Regions from separate parts of the Homo sapiens genome. Here all the other regions are linked to region 3. Evidence: chromatin contacts called from ENCODE Hi-C or POLR2A ChIA-PET data. All regions are on one chromosome and are shown on one strand. The core of a region is the stretch at or near the end of the contact, and the rest is flanking DNA. Distances in the headings are between cores, read along the strand shown.

The links. A loop is a pair of places that touch in the nucleus more often than their neighbours do. ChIA-PET counts read pairs that join two places held with the same protein, here RNA polymerase II (POLR2A). Pooled maps may share reads with other maps.
Region 1: a loop to region 3 is called in a pooled map, with 1.9 times the contacts of the local background. The contact joins two enhancer-like sites. A Hi-C loop is called at or near these places in 6 of 168 maps with a recorded cell type or tissue (Caco-2, adrenal gland, heart left ventricle and 1 more) and 6 of 50 pooled maps. POLR2A ChIA-PET finds 5 or more read pairs at or near these places in 2 of 52 experiments (activated B cell and activated T-cell).
Region 2: a loop to region 3 is called in a map of left ventricle myocardium inferior, with 2.2 times the contacts of the local background. The contact joins two enhancer-like sites. A Hi-C loop is called at or near these places in 5 of 168 maps with a recorded cell type or tissue (Calu3, GM12878, heart right ventricle and 2 more), 2 of 37 single-sample maps with no recorded cell type and 9 of 50 pooled maps. POLR2A ChIA-PET finds 5 or more read pairs at or near these places in 4 of 52 experiments (CD8-positive, alpha-beta T cell, HepG2, activated T-cell and 1 more).

The regions. Positions count from the first base shown.
Region 1 is chr3:100,021,963-100,024,748 of GRCh38, forward strand. All of the region lies in intron 1 of CMSS1 (cms1 ribosomal small subunit homolog), which reads left to right. The region is part of intron 1 of FILIP1L (filamin A interacting protein 1 like); the gene reads right to left. It overlaps LOC105374010 (a long non-coding RNA gene), which reads left to right. Exons shown (of 5, transcript NR_189163.1): 3 at 1,357-1,560. Among named protein-coding and RNA genes, the nearest start is that of MIR3921, 59 kb to the left of the region's middle. Within about 2 kb of position 1,403, at least 2 of the 41 ENCODE cell types and tissues checked have a DNase peak (open chromatin) inside an H3K27ac peak, as active enhancers do.
Region 2 is chr3:99,845,331-99,848,168 of GRCh38, forward strand. All of the region lies in intron 1 of CMSS1 (cms1 ribosomal small subunit homolog), which reads left to right. The region is part of intron 5 of FILIP1L (filamin A interacting protein 1 like); the gene reads right to left. The region is part of intron 1 of LOC105374010 (a long non-coding RNA gene); the gene reads left to right. Among named protein-coding and RNA genes, the nearest start is that of HP09053, 23 kb to the left of the region's middle. Within about 2 kb of position 1,338, at least 5 of the 41 ENCODE cell types and tissues checked have a DNase peak (open chromatin) inside an H3K27ac peak, as active enhancers do.
Region 3 is chr3:99,943,765-99,946,834 of GRCh38, forward strand. The region is part of intron 1 of CMSS1 (cms1 ribosomal small subunit homolog); the gene reads left to right. The region is part of intron 1 of FILIP1L (filamin A interacting protein 1 like); the gene reads right to left. All of the region lies in intron 1 of LOC105374010 (a long non-coding RNA gene), which reads left to right. Among named protein-coding and RNA genes, the nearest start is that of MIR3921, 19 kb to the right of the region's middle. Within about 2 kb of position 1,632, at least 8 of the 41 ENCODE cell types and tissues checked have a DNase peak (open chromatin) inside an H3K27ac peak, as active enhancers do.

The DNA of each region.
Region 1 (2,786 bases), core at 153-2,652, 78 kb after region 3:
GAGAGAGAGAGAGAGAGAGAGAGAGAGAGAGATATGAGGGGGGCACCAAGACAGACATAGTTATACCCATTTCCTTTTTCCATAAAGCATTTGCAGTAGCTTGTAACCAACACACATTATAAAATTTACATAGGGATTTTTAAAATTTTAAATAAAAATAGAGGGAAGCCCTTGGAAAAGAAATGATATTAGAATAATGTTGAGTCTCTTGGGAATCCTGCAAGTTTTTTGCTTCAGATGCAATTGCAGTAGCATTGAGAGAGATGTCAAACGTCAAACACAGTTCTGTCCTGAAGAAAAGGAGCAGACCTTCCATTGGTCCTCCACTCCACCACCACCCTAAGTTGAGCCAGTGCCATGTCCAATATCAGCCCTTGGGCTTCACCTGGCCTGTGCATTCATTCTAGTTCCACTGTCTCTGCCTTCATGCTTGTTACGGCACAACTCTGCTACAGTATTCATTCCATTTCTTTGGAAAGGCCTGCAGTTCAACAATTGCACATCCCATTACAGAAACAGCATTGAGCATGATTTTGGAAAAATCACACATATATCTTATATTGGACCTGAGTATTCAAAGACAGTTTCAGACACCCTTGGTTTATTATTCTTTTGGCTTCACAAGTACATTCATGGAATGGACATAGATGAGGGATACCCAGAAACTGGCCAAGCACAGGGGAAAAGAAAGAGGGAGATTCCATTCTGCCTGACTCAGCTGGGATAGGTAGAAAACCTAAGGTTCTTTTTCTTCAGCAGTCATCATATGTTTCCATCATTTGTTCCCATGGTTATTTTCTGCTGCCCAGTTGTTATTTGTACTTATTTAAAAACATCAGTGCATGGGCCTCAAGAGGCAAAGAGAGTTGAGGTCCTACACTAGAGTCAGAATATTCAAAGTTTTGGACTGAGGTTTCACCTCTGAGCCATGCTTTTTTATTACACTACATTTGGCTGAAGATCTGACACTAGATGCACCATAACCATTGCAAAGGCCATGCAATCTCTTGCTTTTTAGATTTCTACTGACATTTTTGCCTGCTGTTAGAGTAGCCACACCTCTCCATGAGTTTCAGGTGTTTTAACCATTTAGGAAAAAGAGGGGAGGGAGAAAGAAATGAATCAGTAGTAAAGAGATGGTGCCTGAGAATGGAAAGATCACAGCTGAAAGTGGAGTATGTGCTACCTTCTGGCCCAGACCAGGTGGCTGGGTGTAGATGGACGTTGTGTGTATCCCCAATGCAGTAACCCTTACAGAGATAATTCTCCCAGTTTAGCCACCACGAAGTATTGTTCTTTGTTTTTCCATAGTGCTTGTCAAAATGCTATGACAACTGACTGGTTTTATGCAAACAGAGCCTGGCTCTCAAGAGACAGTGTGTCTGAAAGTCAAACATGGATGGCAGCCATTGGCACACAAAGGAGTCAGAAACCACAGATTGTTTTCTCGTTGGATGAACAGCTTAAAGCAACGTAAAGTTAATTGAAGAATTCCTTGAAAGTGAAGTCAGACTAAAAAGAAATGCTCCGAGTCTATAATTTACTAAATGTGAAAGAACTGTAAGTGGTATGAGACTAAAACAGTTTCTTGGGGGGAGAGAACATTTTTGTAAACAGATCTGGCTTTTATTTTTGCTTGGGCTGTTTTAATTATTTGCTCTAATAATGTAGATCTCCAGAAGAATCTCTAATTAGGTAAGGCTTGATTTATGGAGTTGGCCTCATATAAACCATGATGTATGTCATGGTATGCTGCAGAAAATTACAGGCCTGGTCTCGCCATTGCAAACTAGTATTTCTACCTAGAACTACTCCTGCTCTGCATGTCTTACTCTCAGGAAAGCAAAGCATACTATGTTCTCCTTCACAGTGCTCATTGCCCAGGTAAACTCAACATATAGTATTACTCATCAAATAATTTTAGCAAACATTTTTAAAACTGGGGAGAGAGGAGTAGAAGAAAAATGCTAGCAGTTAAAGAAATCTTTACTTCCTGGGAACTTAGTAAATACCAACCTATGATTCTCAGTAGAAGTGGGTTCACTCCCCCTTCAGCTGACAGACTGGCAAGGATATGCCAGACTATCAAGAGTAGTGTCTGTGTGTCCCTTCCTCCCACAACTCTAACTACATCTTCCACACTCCGTCTTCAGCTCCTTCCTGGAAAGGTCTTTCAGTGTCATGGTCGCCTATTTCATCTGGTTGTAAATAACAGCCATGGGGCCTCTGTAATATTTCACCATGGTTCTTACTCCCTTTCCCATTGCAGTAGAAGCCTTGGTGTAGAGCCAAGGCCTTTTCTTTGATTATAGGTTTGCCGATTACAATTTCCTAACATTTTTCTCATGTTAATTATACCTTAGTGATTGCATTTTCTATGATTTCTCATTTCAATTTTGTTAAATTTTGGCCCCTATAGAGCAGACTGTAGAAGGAATCCTTCTAGATTTTTACAAATTGTTTTCCTGTCTTCCACAATTGTCTGATTTACATCTGCCCTGAGAGTCAGTTTAAGTCACCTGCCTTTATCAGGTCTCCTTAGACTATTCAATGTACCTTTCATAGGAAGCAACTGTTTTCTTTCATGGTTATATTTCACCAGTTTACATCATATTAAATTATGTAATTATAGTAACAAATCCAACAGGCATAGGCAGGTTTGAGAACAAATACACCTCTAAACAGTTGGAAGAAATGCATGGGATATACTAGTGAGTGACCTTCTAGCCTCTCTTATTCAGCATGTGTGGGCTCAGTCCTGGTTGAAACACAGGGATAGAATTGGT
Region 2 (2,838 bases), core at 88-2,587, 99 kb before region 3:
AAGAGTTAAAGAGATAGTGGGAATGTGAGTAAAATGAAACTTCGTTCTGAAGCGAGGACTTAGACCAATGAAAGAATGGTATGAGTTTTTCAGAGAGACGAAAAAACAGTCTATCTTCTGTGAGCCCTCATGGACCAAAGAATACAACCCTCCACCCCCACATATTTCATATGAAGATTTCTGAAGATTTTCCAGTGTCACTTCCTCTTTCCTTCCTGGTTTTTGGGGGAGTTCTATGATTATCTGTCAATGAAAAAGGAAGTTCTGTAATCTTCCAATCTCTTTCTCTCTCTCCTCTCTCACACGCACACAAAAAAATATAAGAAATCTTTTCAAAATTAAAGGCCAGAAATCTACATTGTGTCATTTTAGGTGTAATTCTATAGAAAAAAAGATGTTTTGCAGAAATTATGCTGCCTTTATGAACTTTAATTAGTAACACTTGTAATAATCTACACGTTATTAATCTGTCTCCTAAAATTTATTTTGATGCTGATACAAATTATTATACTGAAGGAATCCTCCCAGTAGAGGTACTTCTAAAAGAGGTATTCCTTGAAAGTTTGGTAAATTTCCAGTTATGTTAGATTAACTACTTAGGAAGCCTCTATATAGTTAAAATCTGGAACAAATGATTAAATGAGAATTTGTGCATTATCATAATAGAACACAAGACTTATGGTGTTAACTTTATTATAGAGAATTTCTGTAGCTCACATAAGAAATTGAATCCTTTCAAAATGGGTGGGCTGATGAATAGCCCAAATTTGGCTCCCAAACTCTATTAGTTACAAGTGTGCCAAGAATGGATTTCTTCCCTCCCCCCGTCCCCCACCAGCACTTGGGACAGCCAAGAGGAACCTGGGGTGATGGGAATCCCTTGGCTGGTTATCTCTGCCTCTTTATCTGTTTCCCCCAGTGCCACACAAGCATGTGTTTTGTTTATGCCATTATGTGACAAAGTTGGGAAGACTTTGTTCTTAAATTCTGATTTCCATTGTTCATAATTTTATGATCAGTTGATCGATGCCTTCCAAAATATTACATGTACCCACTCTCAGTAACTAGAAAAAGATCTCATGAAGCAGCAGCATTATCATTGTCTGTTTTGAAAGAGCTAAAATTAAGTTTGCCATTCCTTCTAGAGTTCTGGCCCAAGGTGACTTAAAAACAGTTTTAATAAACATTTAGACCATCATGTATTTTGTAATACAGTTGGGTCACTGTTGATTCCTAAGATAAATGTGTTTAAACAGAAGCTTTCTCATTCATCAGCAGCCTCAGCTTTCATCCAAATTTATTTAATGATGATGCAAGCCCATAGCGTTGGTGTTGCAGTTCGTCACCATGGAAGTGTTTCTGTCAACAAATCCTCGCTTTACTATCATGAAATTGATTTTGTAGGGGAAAGGAGGATAATTGTGAAAGCTTCCTTTTATTCTTAAAGATCTTCACAGTTTGCCTGGATGTCTAAATGAATTGTATTTAAAATCAATAACTGGCAATAAAATTAACCACACTAAATTAACAATTATGAGGTTAGAAAAAGGGAAATGGCAATAAGCTACTTTGTCTGAAATCGTCGTTTTGGAATGTGACTTGGGGACCATACTTGTAATTTAAATGTTCCCTGAAAGCTGTTGTTCTCTGCTCAGAAGTATGGATTATCCCCAGGGACTCCCATGAGGCAGATATCAGAATTTCTAGGAGGATTCGGCTGAGTTATTCTCATCTATATTGTAAATGGCATAATAATCACAGAAGAAATTCACACTATATTACTTCTTTCAACTAACATACTGTATTTTTTAAATATGCCTTTTCTATAGCTTATGTTCATAACTATCTTTGGCTTTTATTTGCTTGTTTAAAAAAAACTGTAAGAGGTTAAAACAAAAAAAAAAACTGTAAGCTTTTGAATGCAGGCCCCTTATGAACAGGGTAGGTAGCACCTACATTAAGTAATTCAAACTGTTTTGGGAACCCCATAGGAAAAAGAAACAAGAATGACATTTTCTTTTTTTTTTTTTGCTTTGAAGTAGAGTGTTCAAGAGTTTATGTCACAGTGGCTGGTTCCAGATTTGGTTGTAGACATACATGTTCTATGGGAGGTTTGATCTCTGGTAGAAATACAGTCAACTCTTGATTTGTCAATGTAACTATATTTCCAAATGTACTTTCTCTGGCTTCCTATCACATGTCAGAGCTTTTTAATTTTATCATCTGCTTCTATGTGCTCATGAAAACCAAAATTATTCGGTAGTATTTTATTTCATTATTATAAACATTTAAGTTCCTAATGTAGTCTAAGCACTGTGCTGGGCTCTTAGAGATACTGAAATATATCCCAAGCATGAAGTTATGTTTGCTTCTGAAAGATCTTATAGTTCACTTTGAAATCAAAGAGATGTAATTTTTATTTATTTGAACCACTTTTCTCTCCTCTAATATGTGATTAGAAGTTGACCATAAATGGGACATAGGTCCTGTTTGTTTTTAAGGAAGAATTAATAGAGACTATAAGCAAAAGACAAAATTCTATTGTACATGCAGAAATATAACACAGAATGACCAAAAGAAAATTCAGCAAGCAATGGTAAAAATAACAAATTATTTACTGTTTTATAATGTTAAAGTATTTCACCAAGACAAGTTGCAGTCAAATTAAAGTGAGTTATGGAAAATGAAATACATAAAGATGTATTTATACAAGTGCAGACTAAATATTTTCCATACAAGTATGTAAATGAAAAGATATACAGTAAGTGCACACTCGATATGACTATGCAGGCAACAGTTAGTTTCAGATACTCTTGTATAGTTCATGCACAAACCTTC
Region 3 (3,070 bases), core at 382-2,881:
TATAAGCAAAGCAGTAATAAACAGCATGGTAGACAGCAGGGGAAAGAGCATAGGCTCTGGAGTCGGCCTGGCCGAGTTATAATCTTACTTCCCTCGCAACTTCTGCTGTCCAAATTGGGTCAAACTACTTCATTTCTTCAGGGCTCAGTGTTTTATAGGGTTATTGGGAGGATTAGAGATGACACATACAAGATGCTGTGCCTGGTACCTAGAACATGATAGGAACTCATAGCTTATCCTAATGGAGATGTCATAATGATACAACTTTATCTCTTGGTTCAGCAGACATGCCTTCCCTCTTAGAACATCAAATGAGATAAGAAAATAACTAGTGGATTTTTAGCATCATGAGGAGAGTACATTACTCAGGCCCTACCTCACCAAAGGGAGGGAGTTCTTCTAGTCAGTGCTAAACAAGTATTTTAAGAGTGTGTGTTATTTTGTGCCTAACTGAGATGGAGATTGGCAAGCTGAAGAAATTGGGATTTGGCCAAGAACCAGTGCTTGTTGTTTAGTAGAGAGGTGATAGGGAACTATGATCCTGCCAGTTTGGAGGGACGTAACATGAAATGACTTCTTGGTCCAAGCTGGCTACAGCTGTTCCAAAAAAGATGACAAAGGCTGCTGATTCAGAGGGGGATACTCACCCAGGCTGTCACGTCTGTCTCTCCACCAAGCAAGACTTTTTTAATCCTCTAACACAACAGCAACACAAAATTTACTGTCTGCAGGCACAATGCTAAGGCACTTTGTGCACACTAAATCGTTAGGCACTGAAAACAACCCTGTAAGGTAGTACTCTGATTCATCTGCACTTTATGGGTTAAAGTAACCGAAACCTAAAGAGGTTAAGTTAATCTGCCCCAAGCCACAGAACTGGCAAGTGGCAGAACAGGAATTCAAACTGGCTTCAGAGCCCACCCAGTCTTTGCAAGCCTACTTTCTAATGCCTGAATTCCTTCTCTTTAGGAAGAATTATCTGTGTAAAGTTGGGAGAGACATCTCAGCAATTATGGTGCAGCACTGACTATATCAATAAAATTAAAGTAGCCAGTATCTTTCACCAAAGACCTGCATCACAAAGTGGTGAGAAGAGAAAAAAACATAGATCACCAGGGAGAAAGGGAAAAAGCCTAGGTTTGGTCAAATCTGCGATGAAGGCACAGAGTGAATTAAATTCAAGCTTCTTCACTACTGTTCATTATTCGGCTCATTCTAGGCAGTAGGGAGGGAGTTGTTATAAAGCAGGAGCTTATAACAGCTTTTAGACTCTGCTTAAGTCAAAAATCATCAAGAATCATCAAAAAGCATCAAGGAAAATACACAGAACAAGCAGTCACCCTGCTGTGCTCTCCCTGATGCTTTTTGGTGGTCATGTGGCTGTGACTAGACCCTATGAGTTCGGGTTAAGTCCTGGGTTCTTCAGACTGATAAAAGGTTTCTTCTCATGTCTTCCTCTAAGAAGGGCCATCTCCACCCTTTCCAAAGTCCCACTCATCGCTACGAAGGAGTGCTTTCCCCATACTCCCTCATGAGGTGAGGTTGGCTTACCCAGACTGCTTCCCAGCCTTGTTGCGTAGATCTGGACCTCAGACTCTCTGAGGTCTGTGGTAATGGGGATAGATTGAGCTTGGGGGTTCCACCCACTGTGTGTGGTTCCATATAGCCCTTTGTTAGAAAGCACCCAGGGCAGCCAAGAGTGCGTGTTGACTAAGGAGGGTGGCTGCTGCTAGGAACTGTAAGTAAATAAATGGATGTCAGAAGCTTACAATTAAGGAGGGAAACAAAGAATCATTACTCTCCCTTAAGCATGTTGCTTTGGATGTTTTAGCAATGATTATGAAGCATTTACACACAGACTAAACTAAGCTCTTTGTGTTCCTTGCAAGGTAGAGAGCCTGCCAAGTCAATTTCAGCATGCAAAACCCAGACAATTATTTTGGCATTTAGGAGCAGCCACTGTTTTTGCTAGGGGTTGGGGGCTGGCAGCCTGTTGACACAGGAAGCCTTCATAAGGAAAGAGAAGTCAACTTTAACCCCAATTTTTTTAAAAAGAGAAACCCTGTCAGGGCTCTCACGTTCCCACCTCTTATGCGAAACCTCTTGTCACAGAGCCAGTGGGAGAAGCCCTTGGGCTTAGAAGTGCCACACATGCTTTTGTGTCCACAGCGTGCAACTCATTCATAGCTGTTTTCATATCCTCTGCCTAGCAGCTCTTTTGTGAGTGTGTGCATACAGACAGTTGGTAGATGTATTTCTAGTAATAACCAATAAAAAGATAAAGTTCTTGAAATTATGGTCTTGGTTCATCAGATAATATATGCTTTATGATAGTCATTCTCAACCTGTAAGCCCAGAACTCCTGGGAGCTTTCAGAGTTGACAAAAGGGGCCCTGCAATCCATATAGCAAAAGCATTTTAAAAAATTGGGTATGTCTATTACATCTTCAGAATAGCCCTGGATACTATTGTGATTGATAGCTTATAAGCTGCTTTAAAGTTTTCTGAATTTGTTATAGGCTTTTATAACTATGTCTTCACTCAGTCAATGAATAGAAAAAGCTACAACTATCAATGGAGAATTTGGAAATTTTTTGTTACGGAAAAGGAGTTTTCATCCTAGAAAGGGTGTGTAAGCAGTATCCAAAGGTCTTTTCTGTGTGGCTGCTAAACAAAAGACTGCTTTCTTATTATTGAACCTTTTGGTAGTGTTTTCTGACACAAATGATTTCATGTCTGTATCAGAACTGCCCTGTTGATGTAGCTGCAGCTAAAGAATGGGCTGAAGGCATTTGGTCTTACAGACTGTTAATCTGAAAAAAGCAAATGATGCCATTTTTTTTAGTGTTAAGACTTTATGCATCTAACCCACTCTCTTCAGTACAAGTTACCATGCACATCATAATTACTTGAAGGTATTTGAGGGATGATTGTAGTTTAACGTGGTGGTGGCTACATCTGGAGGCCTGAATCCACAGTATTCTTATTTTTAGCCTTTAGTAGGGACTGCTTCTTCCAGTATGTTGGCTGCAGTATTTAAAGTAGTGATTTGCTGGCTCTATACTACAAA